2 separate regions of the Homo sapiens genome follow, and region 2 is linked to region 1. Evidence: chromatin loops called from intact Hi-C (ENCODE). Cell type or tissue: breast epithelium. All regions are shown on one strand. Each heading gives the region's core, and the rest is flanking DNA. Links, peaks and the distances in the headings are about the cores only.

What was found. Hi-C counts contacts between places; a loop is a spot of excess contacts. Peaks named below come from ENCODE experiments on the same cell type or tissue, not always from the same donor. Only the 100,000 strongest peaks of a DNase experiment are listed, where the experiment ranks them.
Region 2: a loop joins it to region 1, with 33 times the contacts of the local background. A loop is called at or near these places in 5 of 110 quality-filtered maps.

What each region holds. Positions count from the first base shown.
Region 1 is chr10:113,787,543-113,790,464 of GRCh38, forward strand. No RefSeq gene overlaps it. Among named protein-coding and RNA genes, the nearest start is that of MIR4483, 11 kb to the left of the region's middle. In breast epithelium, for the core only: no CTCF peak of the experiment used is centred there; a DNase peak (open chromatin) is centred at 1,259; H3K4me3 peaks cover 847 bases; H3K27ac peaks cover 1,317 bases.
Region 2 is chr10:113,849,175-113,852,096 of GRCh38, forward strand. It overlaps DCLRE1A (DNA cross-link repair 1A), which reads right to left. Exons shown (of 9, transcript NM_014881.5): 2 at 1-1,470. Among named protein-coding and RNA genes, the nearest start is that of DCLRE1A, 3.4 kb to the right of the region's middle. RefSeq lists an enhancer at 2,461-2,680. In breast epithelium, for the core only: no CTCF peak of the experiment used is centred there; no DNase peak of the experiment used is centred there.

The sequences.
Region 1 (2,922 bases), core at 132-2,631:
AAGTTGAGCATACCATGATCTTTTGTTTACCTGATATGATTTGAGATGGCACTATTCTGTAAGTTTAATTTTTAGCTTATATGAATCATAATCTTTCTAAAATTTCTTAACACTTTCCTGTATTCTTAAACTCCTCCCACTCAGGGACATGGTTATGGGCATTCTAAGTATCTACCACACTCTAAATATTTCCTAAGGAGTACTGAGCTGTGGGGGACTATTCCCACCTATGCCAATTGATCCTAGACTGCTTTGTTTATGCTGTGGGCTGCAAAAGCAGAGGATGCAGCTTGTTCTAACCATACACACTAGGAATCAATAGGCTTTGAGTGTAGGTCCAAGAGGTTTTATGAGTAAAGATGTTGGTTCTTAATCCAGGGGTTCTGTGACACTGATTTAGAGTTCTCAGTTGCCTTGGTGCTAGTGGTGGTGGTGGCGGTGGAGGTATTGCCATTTGCTTGCCTCTTGGCTCTCAAGTATGTTCTGGATAGGTGAGACCACCAGAAAAATAATTAGAGGCAGTGTAAAATCACTCTCCAAGAAAAATCAGAGGACAATGAACTATCAAACTACATGGTGATAGCAGGGTTCAGAAAGGAAGGAGATCGTGATGGAACAGAATGCCAACCATGACTAACATGCAGAGAGTGCCTTCTATCTGCCGGGCAATATTCAAACACTCTACTGACTCCTATAAAAGCCCTGTGGGCCAGGTGCAGTGGCTCACATCTGTAATCCCAGCACTTTGGGAGGCCGAGGCAGGTGGATCACTTGAGGTCAGGAGTTCAAGACCAGCTTGGCCAATATGGAGAAACCCTGTCTCTACAAAAATACAAAAATAAGCTGGGCGTCGTGGCGGGCATCTGTAATCCCACCTGCTCGGGAGTCTGAGGCAGGAGAATCGCTTGAGCTTGAACTCGGGAGGTGGAGGTTGCGGTGAGCTGAGATACTGCCACTACGCTCCAGCCTGGGTGAGAGAGCGAGACCCTCTCTCAAAACAAAAACAAAACAAAAAACAGCCCTGCGAGACCAGGACTCTTATTGTCCCCGGGTTTCGGATGGGGAGACAAAGCACAGAGAAGATACATCGCTTGCTCAGGGCTATGGCTAGTACCAGACAGAGCCAGAACTCAGACCAGAAAGACTGGCTTTGGAGACCACAGGCGTCCTGAAAGAGGAGCTGAAACTGAGCTCTGGAAGAGAATAATCCAGCAAGGGACGGCGGTGCAGACAGGATCAGACATGGAGCTCACTTTCCAAAAGTAAAAACAGGGAACATGTTGGAATGACTCATAGAATGACTCAGCGTTTTTATACATCTCTCATTTCAGTAACACGCATTCATCTTTGGGCCTATTGCCCAGAAGAATCACAAAAGTGGTTCCTTTTGTGGTTCCGGGAGCCAGGGGAATTCTGTGGCAGCTTCTGTTATGACTAGTAAACGCGTTTCATAACCCTCCTTTGAGTTGGCCATCTGGCTCTATATTATACTCAAGTTAATACAAAACTAATGCATACTTCTAGTGACAAAGGCATTAGGCTAGTCCTCTGGACAGGAGATAATAAAGAATCCTTGGCTTTGTAGACCTCGTCATCAAGTGAAGGTAATAAAAACATACACATAGATACCTACAAGGCAAATATGATTATCCTAAATCCTTTGTTAAAGTCACAACTCAATGTTACAAACACAAAAGGCTTAAAGACTAATTCTATCTAGTTGGTTTGGAAAAAGCTTCAAGGGAGGGATATATTTGGGGTGCAGAGATGTAGTGGGAGGGATTTCATGTCTTGAAGAATGAATAGGATTCACTTAATATTCTAGAACAGGTCAAACCCCCAGTGCACAGCCACCAGAATGTAACTGGAGGGCCAAAGAAGTTCTCAAGCGTCCTGTAGAACTCCCTAATCCCTGTCGGCTGTCACTGTCATCACTTTTCCAGCATCTTCTGGGTTCAGGGGACTGTCAGGCACTGGTGATATTAACAGGAATAAAATATGTTCCCTCAGGGAGGTGATAGCCTAATTAAGGATACAGGTGTGAAAATTGTTTAGGGGTAAAAAGTTCCCTTGTAGAATGAAAATATATGTCCACACATAAACGTGTGTATGAATGTTCATAGTAGCGTTATTCATAACAGCCAAAAAGTGAAAATGTCCATTAACTGAGGAATAGATAAATAAAATGTGATATATTCATGGAATAAATAATATGGGATATTATTTAGTCATAAAAAAGAGGCCGGGCATGGTGGCTCATGCCTGTAATCCCAGCATTTTGGGAGGCCAAGGCGGATGCATCTCCTGAGCTCAGGAGTTTGAGACAAGCCTGGGCAATATGGCAAAATCCCGTCTCTATCAAAAATATAAAAAATTAGCTGGACATGGTGGCACACACCTGTGGTCCCAGCTACTCAGGAGGCTGAGGTGGAAGGATCACTTGAGTCTTGGGAGGCGGAGGTTACAGTGAGCCGAGATAGTGCCACTGCATTCCGAACTGAGTGACAGAGTGAGACTCTGTCTCAAGAAAAAAAACAAACAAACAAGAATGAAGTACTGATACATGCTACAACATGGATGAACCTTGAAGACATCATGCTAAGTGAAAGAAGCCAGACATAAAAGGTCACATATTGCATGATTCTGTTTATATACAATGTCTAGCACAGACAAATCCATAGAGACAAAAAGTAGATTACTGGTTGCCAGAGAATGGGGGAAGGGAGAATGAAGTGATTGTTAATGGGTTTCTTTTTGGGGTGATTAAAATATTCTGAAATTGGGCTGTGTGCGGTGGCTCATGCTTGTTATCCCAGCACTTTGGGAGGCCAAGGGAGGGGGATCACGAGGTCAGGAGTTTGAGACCAGCCTGGCCAACACAGTGAAACCCCATCTCTACTAAAAATACAAAAATTAGTTGGG
Region 2 (2,922 bases), core at 322-2,821, 62 kb after region 1:
GTGAATTTGACTTTCTACATCTCTTTTTTTGACGCTGTGACCTCTCACTAGAAAGTTCCACAGAAAGCTGACTCTCATGTAAAGTACTTGCATCAAATTCTAAATCACTTAAAGATTTTTCTGCTTTCCTCTTGCACTGCGAGGACCTCTTTTGATTAGGACTTGGAACTGGATTTAAGTTTATCCCTTCTAATGCACTTTCCCCTAGCAATTTCTCTTCCTTTCTTTTGGGAGGTAGTCCAAAATACACACCTATATCCATTTGCTTCATTACCTTGGTAGAAGGATGTCTTGCATTATACTTAAGACCAGAAGGCAATATTTTCAAATACTTCGGAGCAGGTGTACTAGACAAGTTTTCTGTATTTAAAATTGTAGCTTTACCAACTGGCACACCCTCTAATGCCTTTCTGCAGAAACATGCTGAGTTAGTATTATTCTTAGCATTCAAGTTCTCACTTGATAATTTTCTAATTGTATTTTGGGTTGGTTGGGAAGAAAGATACCCTTCTACCTGACTTTCAAAAGGTTTCAACATTAAACTCTTAACTAACGGAAGAGAAACTTGATTGTAAACAGATGATTCTTCAATTACCTGTTTCTGTTTATTTGATTGAGCTGAGTGAAATTCTGGCTCATCAGGTTTTGCTTTAGTTGCCTGATGAACAGAAGCAGCAAGCTTCCCTGCCAATGCAGGTGGAAACAACACAAAATCACCACCAGTACATGCCAGATCATAAGGCAAAGTACTCTCATTATTTTGAGAAATAGGTTGAGACAAATCATTTAGACTATTGAATCTATACAATCCTTCATCATACTTATCCCGAGTTAAGAAGCTGTTCACTTTGGGGCAGCTCTCATCCTGGTCCTTCAGTAAGGGACCATGTCGTTTTTTAAAAAAACCACAGCTGTCATCATCTTCTTCGAGGCTGCCATCTTTTGAGCTTTCGGTAAAAAACAGTTGTTCTTGTGAATCATCCGGTTTTTCATCGATATCATGAGTGTCTTCATCACTTTGAAGTGGAGAATAGGAGATTTCACAGTCACTGAAGTCATTTTCTGGCAATGGCAAATTTATGTGTTCTGAGTTGTTTGCAAGACGCAAAGCAACTCCCACTAGTTTGTCATTCTCAACAAAATCTGTAAATTGTAGAGCTTGTTGGGATGTTTGGATATGAGTAGAAATCTTTTCACTGGCTTCAGTCAGAGACGGAGACTTTTTAAAATACTGTGTCATCAATAAGGGATCATTTGAAACCGAGTTATCAGTTTGGTTCTGATACGAAGACCATCTTTCCTCAAGGCTACAAAGGACGCCTGACTTAGTCTCACTGAAACTGCCACCTGACGCAGGTGATGGGCTGCTAAAAGGATGATCACCAGCCCTGCTTTGAGCTAGCAGGAAGTGAGTGTATCTCTTGTAATGAAAAGGAATGGTTGAGGTACACAGAAGACCATCAGGACACTCTGAAATTTTAATAAAGAAAAAATATTACACGATCAAAGCATAGACTAAGCTTTGACAACATTAGCAGTATAAATTGGGTTCCATTATTTAATATCCACATTGCATATAATAAAAAGCAACAATTTTAATAAGATTAGTTATAATTGTTGATACACTGAACAAGTTTTAGATTCTATTCTAAGAATAGAATTTGAGAAATTGGTTAATTATAAGGCTTTACTAATTTGGAAACTATTCCCTATCATACTACCATGATTGAGAAACTTTCTATAAGCCATCTTGGTATATCCCTGTGTATGTTAATTTCCAGATTTATCAAAAAATGACACCTCCCTCCCCTCAAAAAAGATGTTATATTTGTTATATTAAATTAGAAAACTTCATGGCTTACAACCTAACTTAAAAATGCCTCTTAAAAGCATTTGTTATAGAATGGAATTTAATTCAAGAGCCATCTGAGAGTCTACTCAAAGGAGTTTAGTGAAAAACCAAAAGAAAAATTTTTTGAGGTGGCTTCATCTATATGACATTTTACCCTAAGGTCTTCAACCATGGACTCCAATTTCCATTCTTGATTTTCAAGTTACATGAAAGAAAATTACTAGCAAATTTGTGAGGTTTTCACTTGCTATCCTTTTCTGGGAAAGGCTAATGCCAAATTTAAAGAAGAGTTGTTTTTTTTCTGTATCTTCATGCAGTACTTTAAAATAACTACAGGTTAATAATAAAATGTATTCTGAATCATAGCTAACATGAAAGCCATATTGAGTATTTTTTTATTTTACTGAATTTTAACTTTTTCAGATTAAAAAAATCCATATATGGAATATAAATGATTTCAAAATATATAAATCATCACAACAACCTGTTCTCCATATGTATTCCAAGTAGGATTTTCTACATTAAATACTTATTACATATTTTAAAAGATAAAAAACATAGCATACTTTTATTATCATTTGACACGTTTTTTGTTAGAATCTTAATCACCTAGGACTCCTTCACAGTTCCTCTTCCTGTATACATAGCACGATGACTAAAACATAACCATATTTAGAAACCACATTATATCTATACTTTTTTTTTTTTTTTTCAGACAAGGTCTCCCTCTGTCGCCCCACCCAGGCTGGAGTGCCCTGGCATGATCACAGGGCCCTACAGCCTCGACCTCTTGGGCTCAGGTGATCCTCCCACCTCAGCCTTCCAAGTAGCCCACCACACCTGGCTAATTTTTGGTAATTTTTTTTGTAAAGATGGGGTTTCACCATGTTGCACAGGCTGGTCTTGAATTCCTAGGCTCAAGTGATCCGCCTGCCTCCACCTCCCAAAGTACTGGGATTACTGGCATGAGCCACTGTGCCCAGCCTATTTATAATTTTCTATGGAGTTCCATAATAACCACCAACTGGGGCCGGGCGCGGTGGTTCATGCCTGTAATACCAGCACTTTGG